2 separate regions of the Homo sapiens genome follow, and region 2 is linked to region 1. A link is an interaction called in ENCODE POLR2A ChIA-PET data of the cell type or tissue named here. Cell type or tissue: CD4-positive, alpha-beta T cell. All regions are shown on one strand. Each heading gives the region's core, and the rest is flanking DNA. Links, peaks and the distances in the headings are about the cores only. Region 1 overlaps LINC00467 (long intergenic non-protein coding RNA 467). Region 2 overlaps RCOR3 (REST corepressor 3).

The links. Peaks named below come from ENCODE experiments on the same cell type or tissue, not always from the same donor. Only the 100,000 strongest peaks of a DNase experiment are listed, where the experiment ranks them.
Region 2: POLR2A ChIA-PET joins it to region 1 with 8 read pairs; 2 of 35 experiments call an interaction of 5 or more read pairs at or near these places.

The regions. Positions count from the first base shown.
Region 1 is chr1:211,409,211-211,425,371 of GRCh38, reverse strand. All of the region lies in intron 4 of LINC00467 (long intergenic non-protein coding RNA 467), which reads right to left. It also overlaps the pseudogene SNX25P1. Among named protein-coding and RNA genes, the nearest start is that of LINC00467, 35 kb to the right of the region's middle. In CD4-positive, alpha-beta T cell, for the core only: no CTCF peak of the experiment used is centred there; DNase peaks (open chromatin) are centred at 8,131, 8,431 and 8,931.
Region 2 is chr1:211,286,761-211,294,760 of GRCh38, reverse strand. It overlaps RCOR3 (REST corepressor 3), which reads right to left. Exons shown (of 12, transcript NM_001136223.3): 8 at 5,365-5,583. Among named protein-coding and RNA genes, the nearest start is that of RCOR3, 31 kb to the right of the region's middle. In CD4-positive, alpha-beta T cell, for the core only: no CTCF peak of the experiment used is centred there; no DNase peak of the experiment used is centred there.

The DNA of each region.
Region 1 (16,161 bases), core at 4,903-12,902:
TCTTACAATTTTTTTGCATATCTTTCCAAAGATACTTGTATGCATTTATAGGCAACTAAATATATATGTTCTTCCCTTCAACACCACTACTTCCATAAATGGTAACATATTTTTACACACCATCCTGTGTGGCTATAACTTGAAGGCCATTCCTAATCAGTAAGCAAAGGATTACTTAGTATTTTTTGATTGCAATATATTCCACTGTATAGAGATTCCAGAATTTAATCAGCCTACTGCAGATGGACATTTATGTTGTTTCCAATCTTTTACATACAATATTGCTACAAATAACCTGTAAAGGTGGTTTTAAAGGTGTGTGAATAAATTACTAGAAGTGTAATTGAGGACTCTGGATTATATATATTCCTAATTTTAATAGATATTGTCATACTGCCCTCCACTGACGCTGAATCAATGTTCTTTCCCATCAGCAGAAAGGACCTACACTTCCCCGAACCTTGTTCCCCATGTTATCACATGATGTGATAACAAACTTTTGAATCTTTTAACTAATTAGATAGGTGAAAAATGACATGTTTAATTAAAATCTTCATTTTTGTTACCACGAGTAAGTTTGGGCATCTTTAAATAAATTTAAGAGGCATTTATATCTTCCTTTTGTGAGCTGTCTGGTCATATCTTCTGCACATTTGTCTACTGGGTTGTAAGACCTTTTAAAATTGATTTTTTCCCCATCCTAAATCACATTTTTAGACTATCTGGTGTGGCCAGCCCTATCGTAAATCACATCACCCAAGGCCTCCAGGCAAACAAAGATACAAGTTGAGTATTCTTTATCCAAAATTCCTGGGACCAGAAGTATTTCTAATCTTAAATATTTTGTGATTTTGGAATATTCACATATACAGAATGAGATATCTTAAGGATAGGACCCAAGTTCTAAAAACAAAATTCAAGGCTGGTCGCAGTGGCTCATGCCTGTAATCCCAGCTACTCAGGATGCTGAGGCAGGAGGATCCCTTGAGGCCAGGAGTTTGAGACCAGCCTGTGCAACATAGAGAGATCATGTCTCTAGAAAAAAAAAATTAAAAATTAGCCAGGTGCAGTAGCATGCACCTGTGGTTCCAGCTACTCAGGAAGCTGAGGTGGGAGGATCAACTGAGCCCAGTAGTTCAAGGCTGCAGTGAACTAGGATTGCATCACTACACTTCAGCCTGGGTGACAGAGACAGATCCTGTCTCAAAACAAATAAATTAATTAATAAACTTAGTTTATATTTCACATATACCTTAAACACATAGCCAGAAGATAATTTTATACAATAATTTTTTTTTTTTTTTTGAGACAGAGTCTCGCTCTACTACCCAGGCTGGAGTGCAGTGGTGGGATCTCGGCTCGCTGCAACCTCCACCACCTAGGTTGAAGCAATTCTTGTGGCCTTAGCCTCCCAAGTAGCTGGGATTATAGGCACGCTCCACCACGCCCAGCTAATTTTTGTATTTTTAGCAGAGACAAGATTTCACCATGTTGGCCACGCTGGTCTCAAACTCCTGTGATCCACCCACCTTGGCCTCCCAAAGTGCTGGGATTACAGGTGTCAGCCACCACACCCAGCCAATAATTTTTTGAGACAGAGTCTTGCTCTGTCACCCACACTGGAGTGCAGTGGCACGATCTTGGCTCACTGCAACCTCTGCCTCCCGGATTCAAGAGATTCTTGTGCCTCAGCCTCCAGAGTAGCTGGGATTATAGGCGCGTACTACCATGCCTGGCTAATTTTTGTATTTTTGGTAGAGATGAGGTTTCACCATGTTGGCCAGGCTGGTCTAGAACTCCTGACCTCAAAAGGTCCACCTGCCTCGGCTTCCCAAAGTGCTGGGATTACAGGCATAATCCATCGTGCCTGACCTATGCAATAATTTTTAATAATTTTGTGCATAAAATAAAATTTGCATGCATCATACCACCAGAAAACAAAGGTGTCACTACCTCAACCACTACCCATGTGGGTAATCTGTGGTTGATGGGCATCACCATCATTCCTGACTCTGAATTTATTTATTTGCTACTGATAAGGAATCCTTTTCCTATACTTATTCACACAAAAGTACGTAACAGCAAAAAATATGACATACCAGTAATACAGTGAAAAAATAATGCATTCAGGGTAACTAAGCAGCACAGTAGCACCACCAGAATACCTGTATCAGCTGTGAAACAACAGCAACAACAAACAATGGCAGGCTTTCAGTCCCCACCTATCATGCTGTGTTTTGATTAAAAGGTTACTATACACCATTTTTCTAAGTTATCAGAAGCAGGTGAGAGACCAAGAAGTGGGTCTTCTAAGGATAAGAAGGCTTTCTGCTGGATGGCTTTTTAAAATGTTTCCTCCAGAGTCATCTGCCTCATTAACAATGCTTTTGATTTAGAACTCTCTCTTAGACATTATAAACTGTGATGATTTCTTGTTCTTTTATAAATGTACACTGTTCTATTCCTTCAATAAGCCCAGCACACATTTTCACCATTGCTATCGTTTGGATATTTGACTCTCCAAACCTCATGTTGAAATCTGATCCCCAATGTTGGAAGTGGGGCCTAATGGGGTGTTTGGATCATGGGGGCAGATCCTTCATGAATGTCTTGGTGCCATTCTCTCAGTAATGAGTGAGTTCTAACTCTATTAGTTCCCACAACAGTTCACCTAGAACTGGTTGTTGAAAGAGCCTGGTACCTCTTCCTCTCTCTCTTGCCTTCTCTCTCACCATGAGATCTGCAGTTGCAGGCGCCCCTTCACCTTCTGCCATGAGTGGAAGCAGCCTCAGTCTCTTGCCAGAAGCAGATACTGGCGCCATTCTTGTGCAGCCTGCAGAACCATAAACCAAATAAACCTCTTTTCTTTTTTTTTTAGAGACAGGGTCTCACTCTGTTGCCCAGGCTGAGTGCAGTGGCACAATCATAGCTCACTACAGCCTTGAACTTCTGACCACAAGAGATCCTCCTGCTTCAGCCTCCTGAGTAGCTGAGACTATAGGCATGTGCCACCAGGCCTGGCTAATTATTAAAATTTTTGTAGAGACGCGGTTCTTGCTACATTGCCCAAGCCATTCTCAAACTCCTGGGCTCAAGCAATCCTTCTGCCTCAGCCTCCTGAAGTACTGGGATTACAGGTGTGAGCCACTGCGCCAGGCCAAAGTAAACTTCTTTTCTTTATAAATTAACCAGCCTCAGGCACTCCTTTATAGCAACACAAACAGGCCTAGACAATCATGTTGTCTTTAGGTACTTTTTCTACAGTGTTAACAATATTCATCTTCATTGTCACCATTTTCATGATCACCTTGACTCAGAACCATTTCAGCTATTTCATCCCTGGTCAATGAATGAACAACTGGAGTCTCATTATCAATGTTAAAAACTTCAGTACCCATTTTCTAGCTTTCAGGACTCTGAAGGAGTATTTTCTTTCATATATAAGCAGGCCAGACATCATTTTTTCTCATTTGACATATGGAACTCTTCAAAGTCACCATCTTGTTCATCATCACTGAACACAGTCGCAGGCCAGAGGTTGTGCCAAGCATGCACAAATTTGTCTTTAATCACTGTGCTCCAAGTGCTGGCAACAGCATAGATGGTAAACCTCATCCTAAACTCCTGAAAATCCTTCCACGGCCATGCCCCTGTTCACTGCTGTTGCATGCAATTCAAGAAAACGTTTTTATATTTACTCTTCATTGATCTAAGGACACACTTGTCACATGGCTGAATTAATAGTCACATTCAGGGGAAAGTACATGACATAAACATTATTTTTTATGAGAACTTCAGCTAGAGTATAAGCAGAACAGTTGTCAAGGAATTTTTAAAAATCTTGTAGTCATCACCCAGTGCAGCTTCTGTGCTATCAGCCTGAGCCACTAGTATACAATTTTTGTGAAACCTATCAGAAAAGATGTTCCTGGTGATTCAAGCTATTTTGTTAGCATAACGATGGACATAAAAGAAATTCACCTACTGAAAGCAGCAACGACACAGCTTTTGCCTATCACAGCAAGTTTACACTTAATGTGTGCTTACTGCATTAGCCCATATCAGCAGTTATCCTGTCTTTGACATCCTTAATTCTATAGGGGCTGTGTCATCAGCTGTAGTCACTGTCTTTCCAGGGCAATAGTGCCAAAACAGTGATATTTCATCTACATTACAGACTTGCTCTGGCATCAGATTTCATCAGCAATGATTTTGGCAAACTCACCAATAAATTTCTCCACTGCTTCATGGAGATGTTTTATCACCACAAATCTTTAAAAGTTTAATGCCATGTCTTCTTGAACATTTCTGCAATTACCTGTTGAACATTCACAGTTCCCTTCAATTTTCAGTTCATTATTATACATCTTTGTTTCATGACCAGCAAACCACTAACTGCAATGCTGGCAGATCCACTCTTTCAATACACAATTGAGACTTCCATTTTCAGCTTTATGCAGTTTTTTTTTTTTTTTCTTTTTTCTCACTGACTTCTCTTTATCCTTTCAACATAGAACTTCAACAGTTCATGTTTCTGTTTCTTCAGGTCATATATATAATGATCCCAACACCCTATTCTTTTGTAAGACATTTCACATTTACACCACTGTCCAGTTTCTCCAGCCGCTTGACTTTCTCTGTTATATATAAACACAAATGCTTCATTTTTCTTATTACTATTACCCATAAGGGTATCTGCAGGCCTTTTTGGCATTTGTAACAGTATCTTTACACCACAGAGAATAAGCAAAACAAAACAAAACCAGAGTGAGTCATGCACGTAGGTCTTGGCCCCATGTGGGGCACTGTGGGGAACCTGCCATTTGGTGTGTGTGGCCTGCACACATGTCATTTTATTGTCTTTTGTGGACATGCTTGCATGGGGGAATCTGGAAAAAAGATATACTGCAGCTAAAGTAGGCTGGAGGGGGAGTCTTTATTTCCTTGGGTTTGCTGAATAAACTGTGTCATATCCCTGTGTTTTGACTGCAACCAATCTCAGGTGTGAAATATTCCACTTGTGGTGTCATACTGGTGTTCAAAAATTTTGGATTTTGAAGTATTTCAGATTTTCAAATTAGAGGGTGCTCAAAGTGTACTCCTATCAAGCATGACATTGGGTTTAGAGACCATCGGGCTTACAGATTAATTCCCAGAAGTCAAGGGCAAGGGCTAGACTTCTCTTAGGGCAAGATGAAATTCTTTACTACACACCTACACTATAATTTATCTGTCTTTTCTATTGTTAATAGATATTTGGGTTTCTTCTATTTTTTGACAATTATGAACAACACTGCCAGGAACATTCTTGTACAGGTACACTGATATAAAAATGCATGAGTTTCTCTGGAGTATATACCTAGCAGTATGACTGCTGAGTCTTTGGGCTTCGGATACATATGTATTCAATCTATCAATGTTTATCTCAGGGTTTGGGGACTTTGTGACATATATAGAAAGCCTTTCTATATATATTTCTTAATCATCTCTGATTAAGATTTCAAAACTTTCCAATGGTTTCTTCAATTCTTTTATGGTTTCATTTCTTTGCATGTAAATCTTTGATCCATCTGGAATCTATCCTAATATAAAGCTGAGGCATGAATTCAGCTTTAATTTTTCTGCAGATAGCTGGTTGTCTCAACATTATTTTTTAAATATGTCAACTTTTCCCTACTGATTTGAGGTGACTTTATATGCCAAATTTTGTATGTATTGCTTTTTTCCCCTGAGCTATTTCACTGATCTGTCCATGTAGCCATGTGTCAATACCTCAATATTTTAACTTTGTATTTTTCATATTTTTCAATATCTGGTATGGCTAGTTCTCCCCCTTATTAGAACAATCTATTCTTGCTTTTTTTTTTAACTAGAACTTTAGAATAATCTTGTCCAGTTCTACTCTAAAAATGTTGTGGTTTATTTTAAGGTGGATTTAAATGCCATTAAAATTTAACCTAAAAATAGTTGATCTCTTTATGATATAGAGTATTCCTGTCCAAGAACATGGTATGCCTTTTCATTTATTTCACGTATCATTATAGTATTTAAATGTTTTATTCATAATAACTTGCATATTTCTCAAATTTATTCCTATGTATCTTTTAAAAATTTCCACTGTAAATAGGATTTTTTTCCATAAAATCTAACTGGTATCAATATATGTAAAGATTATTGATTTCCAAATTCACATTTTCACACAGAAATCTAACTGAATTCTATTAGTTTTTAAATAAACTTTACTTTTTAGAGAAGTTTTAGATTCACAGCAAAATACACACAGCAGAAAGTGCAGAGTTCCTATATACTTCCTGCCCACATACATGCACAGCCTCCCTCACTATCAACATCCAGCGTGAGAATGGAATATGTTATAATCGATGACCCTGCATTAACAGATGATCATCACCCAAAGTCCACAATTTACATTACAGTTCATTCTTGGAGTGGTAAATTTTATGGGTTTTGACAAGTGTATAATGAATGACATATATCTACCATTCTATTATTGTATTAGGGTTCTCTAGAGGGACAGAACTAATAGGATATACTATTTTATATATACATATGTATATGTTGTATTACTAAGGAGTATTAACTCACATGATCACAAGGTCCCACAATAGCCCATCTGCAAGCTGAGGAGCAAGGAAACCAGTCTGAGTCCCAAAACTGAAGAAGTTGGACTCCAATGTTCGAGGGCAGGAAGCATTCAGCATGGGAGAAAGATGTAGACTGGGAGGCTAAGTCAGTCTAGTCTTTTCACATTCTTGTGCCTGCTTTTCATTCTGGCCTTGCTGGCAGCTGATTAGATTGCGCCCACCCAGATTAAGAGTGGGTCTATCTTTCACAGCCCACTGACTCAAATGTTAACCTCCTTTGGCAATACCCTCACAGACACAGCCAAGATCAATACTTTGCATCCTTTAATCCAGTCAAGTTGACACTATTAACCATCACAATTATCACATAAAATAGTTTTATTGTCCTCAAATTCCTCTATGTTCTGCCTTTTTGTTCCACCCTCCCCCCATAATTTTTAAAGAAATACACTTTCAACTGATTCTCTGGAGTTGTCTAGGTGTAAGAACACACATCCTAATAATTATAGTAACTTCATTCCTCCTTTTCAATGTATATCTCAATTTAGTTTTAATATTTTTAATTGATATTTCATAGTTATACATATTTTGGGACTATATGTGATATTTTGTTTCTTTTTAAATTTCTTTATTAGCTTATTTGCCAAATCAGTAGATGCACAATGTGATATTTTGATACATGTATACGATCTATAATTATCAAGTCAGGGTAAGCGGATATCTATCACCTCAAAAATTTTTCTTTTTTTTTTTAAGTTGAAAGTCTTTATATGTAGTTCTATCAGCATTTATAATAAACTTGGTAGGGTCAGAACAAGAAACTATAAAGTTCTACCTTCTGGCTTTGAGGCCCTTCCCCCTCATCCACGGCCCCAACCTCTTGCTGGTCATAGGCAGGGCCTCCCAGGATTCGGATTCTCTTCTCACACTGCTTCTTTGCCACAGTCAGTTGGTTGATGTACCTCTTCATGTTCCTAGCCCTCATTGCCGCAGTTTCTTTACCTTTGTGCCTCTTCAGTTGGGGAAAGCTGCTAATTGTAGTCGCTTGGATTATTTCCACTACAATTTGATACCTTGCCCAAAAGTCAGTTGTTGAAAACGACCAGCACACATCTTCTACCACTCTTCTCTACCGTTCCTTCAACAGACCTTAGTTGCTTCAAGAACTCCACATCAGAGTTGCTGTTAATGAGCTTGATGAAGTCCTCATAAGAGGGGCTATAGGTGTAGGCTCTCTTGTGATGTTCATTCATCTGCTCTCTGTACTCCAGCTGGGCAAGCAGCATTTGGTTAATGTAATCTGGATTACTCAGTAACTCCACTACCGGCTTCAGGACTTTTGTTGTGAGAATTTCTGCAAGCATTATAGGTAAACTGAGAGACTGCACATCCTTTGAGGGGAGGAGACAAAACACCAGAACCCGAGAACACGTTTGTAGAAATCTTACTTCATCATCTGAGTTCCTCAAGCATACGTGCAACACAAAAGGTCTTGGCTGTTCATGTCTGGCATTAGCACCTTTCAGGTCACAGAAATGAGTGAGTAAAGTCCTCACAACATCATTGCAGACAACTTTAACCACATCCACGTGACTCAGTCTGTGGTGCAGCTGTCTGGCAATTTCCCAAAAGTCTTCCAAGAGCACATGGTAAAGTTGTCCCTCATCTCTGCTGAGGTTTCCATACCAGGACAGAATGCAATCTCTGTAACTGTAGTCGAACACTTCTTTCAGAACTTTATCCATATTATGAGAAATTACTACCCTTCTAAACTGAGCTGACTCATGTGAGTTTCCATACACAGGACTCCCAGGAGGGCGGCGGGCGGCTGAGGTCGCGGCCAGCCGGCTCCAGGCGGCGGCAAAGTCGGGCGGCGGGGCGCGCGGGCTCCGGCAGACGAGGGCGAACAGGGTCCCCAGCAGGAAGGTGGCCGCAGCGCAGCTCAGGTACAGGCTGAGCCTGAGCAGGACGGAGCTCAGCCCCGCGGCCCCCGCCGCCTCCCCGCTGCCGGGCCCCAGGAAGGAGAGGGCCACGGTGGCAAGTGCGGCCACCGCCACGGGCTTCCACCAGCTCCGGCCGCCCGGGGCCCCCGGCGCCGCCGCTGCTGCCTCGGCGTCCCCCGGGGACTCTGGCCGCCGCTCGCCCCTGAAGCCCGAGACAGGACGGCCGCCGGCGCCTGCGGCCCGCGCGGGGCTGAGGCCGGCGCCGCCACTGTCGGTCGCATCGGGGTGCATGCTGCTTCCTGGGCCGCTAAGGACAGGCACATCTCCTGCCCCGCCGTCCCCCGCCGGCGCTCCGGAGGCAGGGGGAGCCCGCGCTCCTGCCTCGCCCGCGGCCCACGGAGGGAGCGGCCCCCGCAGACGCCGCCGGGCCCCTCTCGGCGACCCCTCAGCGCCGCCAACAGGCGCTGGGCCCGTAGCTGCCGGGCCGGGCGCAGCCAGGGAGCCCCACCGTGTTGTGACTGAAGCCTGGCCAGCCTAAGAATTTATCTTTTCTTTGTGTTGGGAATATTACAATTCTACTCTTCTAGCTGTTTTAAGATATGAACTACATTATTGTTAACTGTAATTTCTCTACTGTACTACTAACACCAGAACTTATTCCTTTTAACTGTATTTTTGTACTCCTTAACCAGCTTCTCTTCATCCTGCCCTCTACTCTTCCCCTCCCTGCCTCTCATAGCCATGATTCTACTCTCTACCTCCATGAGATCCAATTTATTAGCTCCCACATGTGAGAGAACAATGTGATATTTGTCTTTCTGTGCCTGGCTTATTTCACTTAATATAATGACCTCCAGTTCCAAATCACATTGCTGCAAATAACATGACTTCATTCTTTTTTATAGCTAAATAATATTCCACTATGTACATAACCACATTTTCTTTATCCACTCATCCGTTGATTGACACTTAAGATGATGCCATACCTTGGCTATTTGTGAATAGTGAGGCAATAAACATAGGAACACCGATTGCAGATATCTCTTTGATGTTACAATTTTCTTTCTTTTAAATATATACCCAACAGTGAAATTGCTGGATCATATGGTAGTTTTATTTTTAATTTTTTGAGGAACCTCCATACTGTTTTTCATCATGGAGGTACTACTTTACATTCCCACAGTGTAGGTGAGTTCCCCTTTCTCTGCATTCTACCAGCATATGTTATTTTTTGTCTTTTGGCAATAGCCATCCTAATTGGGGTGAGATAGTATTTCATTGTGGTTTTGATTTGCATTTCCTTGATGATTAGTGATGTTGGGCATTTTTCTTCAAATATCTGTTGACCATCTGTGTACCTTCTTTTGAGAAATATTTATTCAGGTCTTTCACTCATTTTAAAAATTGGATTATTTGGTTTTTGCTATTGAGTTCCTTATATATTGTGGCTATTTTTGTTTGTTTGTTTTGAGATGGAGTCTTGCTCTTGTCACCCAGGCTGGAGTGCAATGGCACGATCTTGGCTCACTGCAACCTCAGCCTCCTGCACAGCTGGGATTACAGGCACCCGCCACCACGCCAGGCTGATTTTTGTATTTTTAGTAGAGACAGGATTTCCCCATGTTGGCCAGGCTGGTCTTGAACTCCTGACCTTGTGATCTGCCCACCTCAGCCTCTCAAAGTGCTGGGATTACAGGTATGAGCCACCGTGCCCAGCTAAGGTGATTTTTTTATATGGTAAAAGATGGGGATCTAGTTTCATTCTTCTGCACATGGATATCCAGTTCTCCCAGCACGATTTATTTACTTATTTTTATTTTTTAAGAATGGTCCCACTCTGTTGCCCAGGCTGAAGTACAGAGGGACACGCACCGCTCACTGTAGCCTCAAACTCCTAAGCTCAAGTGATCCTTCCACCTCAGCCTCCCAAGTATCTGGGACCAGAAGCACACACCACCATGCCCAGCTAATATTTAATTTTTTGTAGAGATGGGGGTCTCACTATGTTTCCCAGGCTGGTCTTGAACTCCAGGCCTCAAACAATCCTCTTGCCTTGGCTTCCCAAAGTGCTGAAATTACAGGTATGAGCCACTATGCCCAGCCCCAGTATCATTTATTAAAGAGACTACCTTTTTCCCATTGGATGTTCTTGTTACCGTTGTTGAAAATGAGTTGGCTAGAAGTACATGGATTTCTTCTTGAGTTCTCTATTCCGTTCCATTGGTCTGTGTGTGTGTTTTTACAGTACCATACTGTTTTGGTTACTATAGCTTTATAGTATAATTTGAAATCAGGTAGTGTGATGCCTCCTTCTTTTTTCTTTTTGCTCAGGATCATTTAGCTATTCATATGAATTTCAGGATTTTTTTTTTTCTATTTCTGTGAAAAATATCACCGGTACTGTGATAGGGATTACATTGAGTCTATAACTCACTCTGGGTAGTACAGACATTCAAACAATATTAATTCTTCCATTCCAGAGCATGGGATATCTTTCATTTTTTTTTGTCACCTTTAATTTCTTTCATTGGTGTCTTATAGTTTTCTTTGTAGAGATATTTTACTTCTTTGTTCTTTAGTTACATTTATTCCTAGGTATTTTATTTTTTGTAGCTATTGTAAATGAGATTGATTTATTTCTTTTTCAGGCTGATTGCTGTTAGCATATAGAAACACTCCTGATTTTTGCATGCTGATTTTGTGTCCTATGATTTTACTAAATTCATTTGTCGGTTCTAAGAGTTTTTGGTGGAGTCTTTGGGCTTTTCTAAATTTAAGATCATGTTGTTTGCAAACAAGGATAACTTGACTTCTTCCTTTCCAATATGGATGTCCTTTATTTCTTTCTCTTGCCTAATTGATGTGGCTGGGCATTTTTGTTTAATTGAATTTGCTGGTATCTTCAAAACAAGAGATAGCAGATGTCCTTTTCTTGTTTTTGACTGTAACAGGAATGCTTTTAGTATTTCCCCAATCTAAAACTTACAGAAAAGTTGCAAATACAGTATTTCCAGTAAGTTGTCATCCAACAAACAAGGACATTCTCCTATGTAACCACAATCTGAGGTCAAAATCAGGAAATTCACACTAATACATTACTATCATCTAATTTTCAAACAGCATCCAAGTTTTTCCAAGTCCTTTATAGATAAAAGATTGATGTCCTTTATAGCTAAAGGACTCAGGTCAGAATCAGGCACTGCATTTAAATGGCATGTCTCTTTAATCTCCTTCAATCTGGAACAGTTCTTCAGTTTTACCTTGACTTTAATGATGACAGTTTTGAAGATTACAGACCAGTTGTTTTGTAGAATGTCTCTCAATTTAGGCATGTATAATGATTTCTCATTATTAGATTTAGGTTATGGATCTGCAATGGAATGAATTTTCTGTGTCACCTCCCAAAATTCATACACTGAAACTCTAATCCAATATGATGCTATTTGGACGTGGCTTTTTTTTTTTTTTTTGAGATGGAGTCTCACTCTGCCGCCCAGGCTGGAGTGCAGTGATGCAATCTGAGCTCACCACAACCTCCACCTCCTGGGTTCAAGCCATTCTCCTGCCTCAGCCTCCTGAGTAGCTGGGATTACACCCGGCTAATTTTTGTATTTTTATTAGAGATGGGGTTTCACCATGTTGGCCAGACTGGTCTTGAACTCCTGACCTCAAGTGATCTGCCCGCCTTGGCCTCCCAAACTGCTGGGATTACAGGTGTGAGCCATGGCACCTGGCCTGGAGGTGGCAGCTTTGCAAGGTAATTAGGTCATGAGGGTGGAGCCCTCATGAAAGAGGTTAGTGTCCTTATAAAAAGAATAGCTAGCTCTCTTTCTGTCATTTGAGACAGCAAGAAAACCACCTTCTGTAAACCAGGAAAAGGGCATTCACAAAGAACAGAATCACCCTGGCACCCTGATCTTGCATTTTCAGCCTCCAGAAGTGTGAGAAATAAAAGTATGTTGTTTAAGCCACCCAGCCCATGGTAATTTGTTATAGCACTCTGAACTAGGACAACATCTTTGGCAGGAATATCACATCAGTGATGCTGTGTTCTTCTCAATGCATCCCAACAGGAGTCACACAATTTTGATTTGTCTCATTATTGATAATGCTAATTTTGATCACTTGATTCAGTAATGTCTACAAGGCTTCTCCACCACTACAAAATTATTATTTTTCTCTGTGTTCACTTTCTTGACTTAGCCTTAGAGCCAGCCATTTTACCAAGGAGTAACCAAGGAGTACTAGCTCCTTTTAGTAGAGAATGGTATTTAGAAACCATGAACTGAACACTAGGTGTCTTCATTGCTATTAGGGTACCACTATTTCTAGACCCTTTCAGCTACAGAGGTAGGAAATATTCTAGAAATCCTAAGTTTAAATTGATTAATTTCAAATCTCGATCAAGTCCCACAGGTTCTTCTTTGTCTTCCTCCATTCTGTATTTGTGTCTTTCTTCTTCCACAGTGAAAACCCTGGTTTTTTCAACCACTTCACGTTTATTCATTTGCTCAATCTTACAATAAAAATAATTTAAGAATCACTATACTGATACTAGTAAGAAAAATTCTGTTATTTTACATTTTAATTACTGTATTTTGTTATATTTATTTTATTAGTATTCGATGTGTCTTCTTTTTTATACTTTTGTGGAGGCATAGTATGTATATAATAAAATTTACCCTAAGTATTCAATGATTTTTTAGTAAAATTCAGAGTTGTGCAACCATTACTGCAATCCAGTTTCAGAACATTTCCATCAGCATAAAAAGTTCCCTTCTAGGCCGGGTGCAGTGGCTCACATCATTAATCTCAGCAATGTGGAGGGCTGAGGCAGGCAGATCGCTTGAGCCCAGGAGTTTGAGACCAGCCTAGGCAACATGGTGGAACCTTGTCTCTACAAAAAATACAAAAATTAGCTGGGTGTGGTGGCAAATGCCTGTGGTACCAGATATGGGAGGTTGAGGTGGGAGGACTGCTTGAGCCCAGGAGGTTGAGATTGCAGTGTGCTGTGATTGCGCCACTGCACTCCAGCCTGGGCGACAGAGTGAGGCCATCTCAAAAAAGAAAAAAAGAAGAAGAAGAAGAAAAGTTCTCTCTGCCCATATGCAACAAGTCCCCACTTTGACACCTCACAGACTCAAGCCCAGGTCATCACTGGGCTCCACAGATTTGCCTATCCTAAAAATTTTATACAAATGGAATCAAACAATACTAGTCTTTTGTGTCTGACTTCTTTCACTTCATATGATGTTTTTAAGGTTCATCCATCTGCAGCATGTATCAGTAGCCTATGTTTTATTGCTGAATGATATTCCATTACATGTATATACCATATTGTGGTTATCTACTCACCAGCTGATAGACATCTGAACTGTTTCCAGTTTTTGCCTATTACATATAATGCTCCTATGAACATTCACAATAAGCCTTTGTGTAGACATATGTTTTGGGGGTATAGGGGTGGATATGTAGAAATAAAACTGCAGGTATATTTTTAACTGTTTAAGAAATGGCCAAACTGTTTTTCAAAGTGACTGTATCATTTTATGTTCCCACGAGCAATGTATGAGGGTTCTGATTCTTCCTCACCCTCACCAACACTTGGTATTGGCAATCTTTTTTATTGTATTATTGTAGTGGGTGTGTAGTGACATCTCATTGTGGTTTTAATTTGCATTTCTCTAAAGGCTAATGCTATGAAGCATCTTTTCATGTATATATAAGCCATTGTATAAAGAAAACTGTTCTTTAGTTAAAACATAATAAATACTAATTTTTAAATGTTTTTTATCCCATTTAAAAAACTGGATTATCTTACTATCAAATTATAAGAGTTCTTTATATATTCAGATAAAAGTCCTCTATTACATATAAGATTTGCAAATATTTTTCCCAGTCTATGACTTGTCTTTTAATTCCACTTAATGGTGCCTTTTGAAGAGCAGAATTTTTTCTATTTTGATGAAGTTCAATCTATTAATTCCGTTCTCTTGTGGATCATGTTTTTGTTGTCATATCCAAGAAATACCTGTCTAACCCAAAGTCACAAAAATTTTCTCCTTGCCACTTTCTAGAAACTTTATTTAGCTCTTATATGTAAGTCTATGATCCATTTAGAGTTAAATTTTGCACATGGCATGAGATAACAAATTTTTTTTGCATATGGATGTATAATTGTCCCAGCACCATCTGTTGAAAAAATTATCATTTCCCCCATTGAATTATCTTGACGCTTTTGTCAAAAGTCAACTGACCATAAATGTAAGGGTTTTATCCTGGACTTCCAATTCTGTTTCGTTAGTCTGTTATCTATCCTTAAGCCAACAGCACATTGCTGTGATTACTGTTGCTTCATAAGTTTTAAAACTGGGTAGTGTAAGTCCTTAATCTTTGTTCTTTTTCCAAATTGCATTGACTATTTTAAGACTTTTGAATTCCATATACATTTTAGAATCAGCCTGTCAATTTATTTTTTTTTAAGCCTGATGTGATTTTAGTAGGGAGGGCATTGAATCTATAGATTAATTAGGATAAAATTGCTATCTTAACAATATACTTAACAATATACATGAACATGGAGTATCTCTCAACTTAACTTAGATCTTTAGTTTCTTTCAGAAGTGTACACATTTTGCACTTATTTTGCTAAGTTTATTGCTATGTATTTTATTCTTTCTGACACTACTGGGAATGGAATTATTTTTATTTTTATTTATTTTTTGATACAGAGTATCACTCTATCACCCAGGCTGGAGTGCAGTGGCACGATCTCGGCTCACTTCTACCTCCACCTCCTGGGTTCAAGCAGTTCTCGTGCCTCAGCCACCTGAGTAGCTGAGATTACAGGTGTGCACCACCACACCTGGCTAATTTTTGTACTTTTAGTAGAGACAGGGTTTCGCCACGTTGGCCAGGCTGGTCTTGAAATTCTGACCTCAGAATTCATCCACCTTAGTCTCCCAAAGTGCTGGGATTACAGGCATAAGCCACCACTTCTGGTCTTGGAATTGTTTTTATAATTTTGGTTTAGGTGAGTATTACTAACATATATAGATATGATTTCTGAATAGTGATCTTGCTAAACTTGTTTATTAGTGCTAGTAATTTATTCAGCTTACTTAGGATTTTCTATGTCTGCAAATAAAGTTTTAGTTATTTTCTTTCCAATATAACTTAATTTTTCTTGCCTTACTGCCCTAGCTAGAATTTCAAGTACACACTGAAGTGTGAGAAAACATTGTCTTTCACCATTAAGCATAATGTTGGCTGTGGGTCTTTTGTAGATACTCTTTATGAAATTTAGGAAGTTCTCTTCCATGCCTAGTGTGTTGAGAATTTTATCATTAATGAAAGTTACATTTCATCAAACATATTTTATGTGTCTACTAGGATGACGACGTGGTTTTCCGTTATTAAAGTGGCATATTACATTAATTGATTTTGGAGTACTAAACCATCCTCGTACTCCTGGAATATGGTATATAATCATTTTCTTTTTTCTTTTTTTTTGAGGCAGAGTCTTACTCTGTTGCCCAGGCTGGAGTGCAGCAACACGAGATCTTGGCTCACTGCAACTTCCGCCTCCCAGGTTTAAGCAATTCTAGTGCCTCTGC
Region 2 (8,000 bases), core at 1-8,000, 130 kb after region 1:
AAAATTAGCCGGGCGTGGTGGCGGACGCCTGTAGTCCCAGCTACTCAGGAGGCTGAGGCAGCAGAATGGCGTGAACCCAGGAGGTGGAGCTTGCAGTGAGCTGAGATCGCGCCGCTGCACTCCAGCCTGGGCGACACAGCGAGACTCCGTCTCAAAAAAAAAAAAAAAAAAAAAGAAAGAAAGAAAGAAAAGTCAGTGTGTGCTATGCAAAATTCATAATAAAAACCACAGGGCTTGTAGGGTAAAAGAGGTTGGGACACAACATTAAAAAACTTCAATGACACATAAGACAGGAACCTAATAAAAATGGCAACACAGTTTTACACAATCTAAATGATTTGTTTTTAATCCATAAATGCTACAACAAAGACAGTACTTTACCTTGAAAAAAAACCTGAAGGTTGCTTATGGAAGTGGGAGTCAAAATGGTTGTAGTTTGTGAATTATTATGCAAGTGGTAGGAGGGTTACTTGAAATCAGATGAAAAGTTTTAACACCATATATGTATGGTTCATAACATACAGTGAATTGAGGTAGCTGCTACATGTTTGAGATGTGTGTGCGCTCAGTTCAGCTGGGTACATTTTGTTTTGCTGACAAAAATCATACATAAACAAACAAAAAATTCATGTTATGCTCAAATTTTTCCAGAGTATATTAACTGCATTAGGACAAATCCACATTTTCAAAAAAAGTTATAGCAGAACAGACTCTACTTATATTATAACAGTTTTACAGATGAGGAATATAAGGCACAGAGAAGTTAAGAAACCTTCCTAAGGCTAGGAGATACAACCTGAATTTAAACTATACCAAGTTTTTAACTTTTACTCTACTAGCAATATTATTAGTCTCCATTTAGACTGTTAAGGGTTAGGATTGTTTACTTTTTTCCTCTGTTTTTCCCCCCTAGTGTGGACAACGAAATACTTATAATTTATGAACTATTTTCACTAGAGATCTTAAAACCACAGCTAAAATGCATAAAATCTAGGATGGTTCAAGGGTAGTCAGCTGGCCATGTTAGATAGACATACAGAGATAAAATGTAAAGTCTGAATTCTCGAGGATTTCATAGACTAGTGGGGAGATAAGTAAACATAAACCTATGATAAACGCTAAAACACCTAACATAGACTTGGAGAGAGAAAGAGAGAGAATGAGAGAGTAAATGTGCTTCTATATATGTTGATGAACAGGTGGTGGGGAAGATTAGGGAAAGTGTTCCAAAGAAAAGGACAGCTAAACTGAGTTTTAAAGAATTAAACTGGCAGACAAGCTTGGGAGGAGGGACTGCATTCCAGGCAGAATAACGCTTAGGAAGACAGAAAAGCCCTAAGGTGAAAAGGCAAGAAGTTAGACTGGGGCCAGACCGAGGAATTTTAATTTTGCCTAAAGATTGAAGGAAACCTAAAGGATTTTTAAGCAAGGGAACAAAATGACCATATATGCCTTTTAGAAAGACACTTCTGGTAGTAATGTGAAGAAGAAAATAGGGTAAAGAGGATGGAAATTAATTTAACAATCCAGGTGAGAAATAATAAATAATTAAGAAAACTTTCATTAAAACTGTAGGAATGAAGGAAGGATGGTAGTGGTATGCAGAGATTAAAGAAATACCTTGGAAACAAAATTAAGACTTATTTATTTATTTATTTATTTATTTATTTATTTTTGGAGACAGAGTCTCACTCTGTCGCCCAGGCTAGAGTGCAGTGGCGCGATCTCGGCTCACTGCAACCTCTGCAGCCCGGATTCAAGCTATTCTCCTGCCTCAGCCTCCTGAGTAGCTGGGATTACAGGAGCCTGCCACCATGCCTGGCTAATTTTTGTAGTTTTAGTAGAGACGGGGTTTCACCATGTTGGCCAGGCTGGTCTTCAACTCCTAACCTCGCGATTCACCTGCCTCGGCCTTCCAAAGTGCTGGGATTACAGGCATGAGCCACTGCACCCGGCCAAGACATCTTTGTAAATACCTGATTGTGGAGAATTAGGGGGAATTGAGGCTAACTGGTCACTGGCTTCAGTAATTGAGAGTATGTGGCACTACTCACTGAGACAGAAAATACAAAACGTGGAACAGATAACTATGGTGAGTGTGGAAGAACTCAGTTTGAACACTGCATATGAGATGTTTGTGACATAAAAGTAGCAGTGGTTAACAGGATTTGTAAACCCATGAGTGCAAACCTTTACTGTGTCACACATCAAATGAATAACCAAGTTAGGAAGTTAAAGCTTAAAGTGCCTTCTAAAAAAATCAATAAAAATAGTCCCTAAGTGTAGGAGTAGTAGTACTGAGAATGAAGTATGAATACAGGTGACTGAGTACACTTTATTCCTTTATGTTTTTAGTGCATTTAAAGTATTACAGCAAATGATTTAGAAGTTTTCTAAAGAGGATTGCTGTGGTTTGGAAGTTAGGCATCTTGCATTCATAGTTTGACTAAAGGCTAAGCATTTAACCAAATATGAGATGCGTTGGTGGTATAGTGGTGAGGATAGCTGCCTTCTAAATATGTACTATAAACACACATACTCCAGAGAGTCACAAAGTCAAGTGAAAGAAATTCCAAAAAGAAAGACATGGCTGACAGTGTCAAACATTACTGAGTAGTCAAAGGAGCTAAAAACCAGGAAGGCAGCATTAGATGTTGGCCACTTGTTCATAAGTGATTTTTTTTTTCTACTGTAAACCTTGAACTCCTAGGCTCAGGCGATCCTCTCTCCTCAGACTCTCTTGTGTTGCTAGGACTACACTACAGATACACACAACCACGTTTGGCTATTTTTAAAATTTTTTTTATAGAGATGAAGTCTCACTATGTTGCTCAGGCTGGTGTCAAACTCCTGGCCTCAAGTGATGTTCCTGTCTTGGCCTCCCAAAGTGTTGGGATTACAGGCATGAGCCACCATGTCAGCCCATAAATGATCTTCGGAGAGGTGTTTCAGTAGAACTGGAATACCATACGGGGCAGAAGCTAGATTAGAAAGGGTTGGAGAATAAGTTTTGGTAAGAAAGCAGAGGAAGCAAATGTGGCCTATGTTAGAGAACCAGAAAAGCAGTTTGGGTGAATAACCAGGACCAAGGAATAGAAAAATCTGAACATGTTTAAGATAGAGAATCTTGATCCCACACTATACTGTTGCAAGGTTCTTACATTTTGTAAGCAGAATATAGTAGTCCTCCCATATCCGCAGGGGATACAGTCCAAAACTCCCAGTGGATGCCTGAAACTGTGGATAGTACCAAATCAAAACATATCCAGGTTGAGTATTCCCTTATCCAAAATGCTTGGAACCAGAAGTGTTTCAAATTTCAGGGGATTTTGGGATATTTGCATAATATATACCAGTTGTACATCCCTAATCCGAAAACCCAAAATCCAAAATGCTCCAATGACCATTTCCTTTGAGCATTATGTCAGTGCTCAAAAAGTTTCAAATTTTGGAGCATTTCAGATTTTCAGATTAGGGATGCTCAACCTGTACTGTTTTTCCCTATATATACATACCTGTGATAAAGTTTAGTTTATAAATTAGGCACAATAGAGAATAACAATAGCTAATTAAAAATAGAAAAATTATAACAATATACTGTAATAAAAGCTATGTGAATATAGTCTGTTTCTCAAAATATCTTATTGTACTGTACTGCAAGTAACTGAAACCATGGAAAGTGAAACTACGGATTAAGGGAGGACTACTGTAATATTAACTAAATATGCAGTGATAAGCTAAGGATGAATATTGTAATCACTAAAGCAACTATAAAAGCAAAAAAAAAACCAAACAAACAAACAAGAAAATGCAAAAGATATAGCTGGAAAATGTAAATATGACCATGGTCCACCTTTCCTTAAAGTCCTTCAGCAGTTTCCTAACTCAGGATGAATTTCAAATTTCTTAACATGATTTTCTTATAAATCCCTGTCTACCTCTACTGTAACCTGCTAAAGGCAAGTAGAAACTAACAAAGAGCTTTAAGATGAGTGACAGTGATCAGACCAGTGCTTTAAAAAGATAACACTGGCAACAATGTGTAACCTCCAGCTAAAGAGAAGTAATAGAAAGAATCAACAAGAGGCCGAGCGTGGTGGCTCATGCCTATAATCCCAGCACTTTGAGGGGCAGGCAGGAAGATTGCTTGAGCCCAGGAGTTTGAGACAAGCCTGGGTAACATAGCAAGAACGTTTCTCTACAAAAAATTAAAATAAAAAAAATGAGGAGAAAAAAAGAATCCACAAGATAGTTATTGTCAGGCAAGCGATAGCAAGAGCCTAAATGGGCAGTAGTGATGAGATAAAAAAGAGGGAATTGATTTAAAGGAAATTTCAGAGACAAAACTCACATAACTTGGTTACCACTTTGGTTTACATGTGTTGGGAAAGGGATAACAGCAGGGGATGAATAAAAGATGATTCTGATGTTTCAACAGACAGGAAACAGAGAAAAAAATCTTTTGGGGAAGACCTAGCAGGCAGCTGGAACTATAGCTAAGGAGCTTGAGAAAAGCCACAGCTTGAGAAATAAGATTCAGAAGTCACTGGCATAGGTATAGGGTTGGTTGATATAGACCAAGAAAGTACAGATTTAGAAGAATATCTAGATTTAAGGGATAAGAAAAAAATAACAAAACAGACAAAAAATAGGAAAAGACAACTAAGAAAGGCCAGAGATCTAATAGCAACGAATAACTGAGCTTAATATGCGCCAGGCACTGTTTTAAGCACTTACCATATATTATCTTGTTTAATTCCTCTCAACCACTATACTATTATCCACATTTCCAGATGAGAAAACTGAGGCTGAAAGAAGTTAAAGAGCTCCTCTAAGGTTACACAGGAAGAGATGGTATAGCCAGGGTTAGAACTTAACAGGTTCACTGACTCTAGATGCTGATTTTTAACTACTATCTGATTATGATGATGCTGCCCTTACAATACTACTAGTACTACTACTGATAATGATGATGATGATGATGAAGACAACAACCATCACTCACTGAGCACTCAAAATGTGCCAAGCACTACTAAACAATCTACATGTATCACTGCAAATAATTCCCAATAACCTGCAAGAGAAGAATGATTATTATCCCCGATTTTATAGATAGAACATTGAAGCTTACAGAGGTTAATTTGCCCAAGACCACAGAGCTAACAGGCAGCAATGCTGGGATTCAAATCTAGAACAGGCAGAGGTATCTTCTAAGTTGGACTTAAGATAAACTTTAAAAAATGAAACCTGCATAAGTGGATGGCTGAGAAAAATCTGCAAACAACTGAGCTCAACCTAGGTAAAAGGTAAAAGCGGATAGCCAAAATGCACAGAATCATTAAAAATATTATTTTTATAAAATACCTGACGTTTTAGAGAGATCAACTCCATGTCCAGTTGCCTCAGGATGGTGTTGGCTGCATTGGGACTACAGGAAACTGCTACCACATCTTCCTGGGTTAAATACATGCCCTTAGGTGGACGGCACTTAGAACGCTGAGAATGATGGCGATGTTGTAAACTCTGATACTCTCTTCTTCCAAGTCCAATCTTGCTAGTTTGGACAGGTTGTTCAGTATTACCCTAAGAGAATAAAAGCAGAATAACAGGTCACTTGGTTTTCACAAATGTATAAAGTGAAAACAGTCTATTAATATTAGAAGTATCTGCTGCAATAAGTACACATAAAAAAACACTTCTAACCAATTATATATTATGTACAAGTCCATACACACACACACATAACACTCACCAACTGGGAGGAAAAGCATACAACATAATATATCCTTGCTTAATCCACTCAATCAAATGTTTGATTTTTAGGCCCAGAGGACTAGGAATAAGTGAAAAAATAAGTTAAGACTCTAAACTTTCCTATGTACTTCAAGATGTGATATATTTTCCCTCAGCAATAAAGGGGGGGAAAAGCCACCTTATTAAATGCAAAGTTCCTCTAAAAATAAAAATTAGAAAGAAAAAAGGGGGCAATTTAGAAATTATGACAATAGCAGATTAGACAGCTGGTTAAAGAGAGATAACATTTCATTTTTACTTTACAGTTGCTGAAAGAAAACTACGCCTCTAAAGGTTAAAAGGGACACAATTATCTTAACCCTGAAAATATTTCTAACTTCCAAATCTATGATTAAATAAAATAAATAATAAATATAATAAATAAAATAAATATAATAAAATATAAATAAAATATTTATAAATAATTTTATAATTTATAAATTTATTATAAATATATTTATAAAATAATTTATAAATATTTATAAATTTATTTATAAATAAAATGTAATAAAATAAATATAATAAAAATATAAATAAAATAAAAAATAATATATATGATAAAAGTAAATTTATGTCTCGGAAGAGTTAAAAGTATAACAATGATGACTGTGAAGTTTTAGGCATTATTTCATTATAAGTTGTTCTTAAAGTATGATATAAAAACACGTTATTCTGAAAGAATAATCTAGAAACTATATATTTTAGGTTGAAGATTATTTCAATGAATATATTTAATAATCCAATTTTTTTTTTTTTTGAGACAGGGTCTCACTCTGTCACCCAGGCTAAGTGCAGTGGCATGAGCACTGCTTACTGTAGCCTTTTGACCTCCTGGGCTCAAATGATCCTCCCACCTCAGCCTCCTGAGTAGCCAGGACTACAGTTGTGTGCCATTATGCCTGGCTAATTTTTCTTTTTTTGTAGAGACGGGAGTCTCACCATGTTGCCCAGGCTGGTCTCAAACTCCTAGACTCAAGTGATCTGCCTACCTTGGGCTCTCAAAGTGCTAGGATTATAGGCATGAGCCAACACGCCCGGCCTAATACTCCAATTTCTTAGAAAAGGAACTCTTAGTAAAATTCGTTAACAAAAAAAAATTTTTTTTTTGGTCCCCCAGGCTGGAGTGCAGTGGCACGATCTCGGCTCACTGTAATCTCCACCTGGGCTCAAGCAATTCTCCTGCCTCAGCCTCTGGAGTAGCTGGGATTACAGGCACCCGCCACCATGCCCAGCTAATTTTTGTATTTTTAGTAGAGATGGGGTTTCACCATGATAGGCAGGCTGGTCTTCAACTCCTGACATCAGGTGATCCACTGCCTCGGCTACCTAAAGTGCTGGGATTACAAGTGTAAGCCACTGCACCCACTAAAAATTTATTATGAAGCATAATCCACTTAATTGCTCGAAGCTACCTCCAAGCAACACATGGCGGATCTGATGTTCAGAGAAACTCCTCCCAGTAGGGCACTACTAAAATTGCTGATCAAACATTTTTTAAAGTCTTTTAACATTCACTTCTGAGCTGGCAGGGAAGTGAGGAAATTCTTCCGAGGCCAGAAATGATGAGAAAGCAAGAATCCAGAGGGAGAATCAAGTATGCAGTAGTTGTCATTTGCCTAAAGCCAGGCTTCAATGGACAACAGGTGCAGGGCACAGGAGACAAGCCAAAATGCTAAAAGGGGAACTCCATCACTTTGTGAAGTAGGAAAAAAACACTCCTGCTCTGCAGAGGGAGGGGGTGATTAATGGGAGCCATGTCCATCTCACTCTTGGCTGGGTGGAAAGAAACCAAAAAAAAGTCTCCCAAGAGTGCCCCAACCACAGTCCTCCATTCAGGCAGGTTTAGGGCCTAAATTTATATGATCTGTTTGCCTGAAAAACCCCAAATCAAGATTTTAAAGTGTCTTAGATTGGTAGTGCCTAGAGACAAATAACAGAAGCAAATGCAAATCCTCTCTAGAACAATGCACTTTAAACCCAGGTCTCAAAAAATCTGTTTATGACCAACAGGTCTTCACTAAATGGGCTTCTAAAGGATATACTGCAGGAAAAAGGAAATTATTTTCAAAGAAAGCCCTTAGATTCAGGAAAGAAGGGTGGGCAAAATAGAAGTTAAAAATGTGGGTAAATCTAAACAAAACGGACTATATGTTTGATTTGTGAGATTTAAAAAACCAAGATGTAACAAACCGTGCACAAAACTAGTA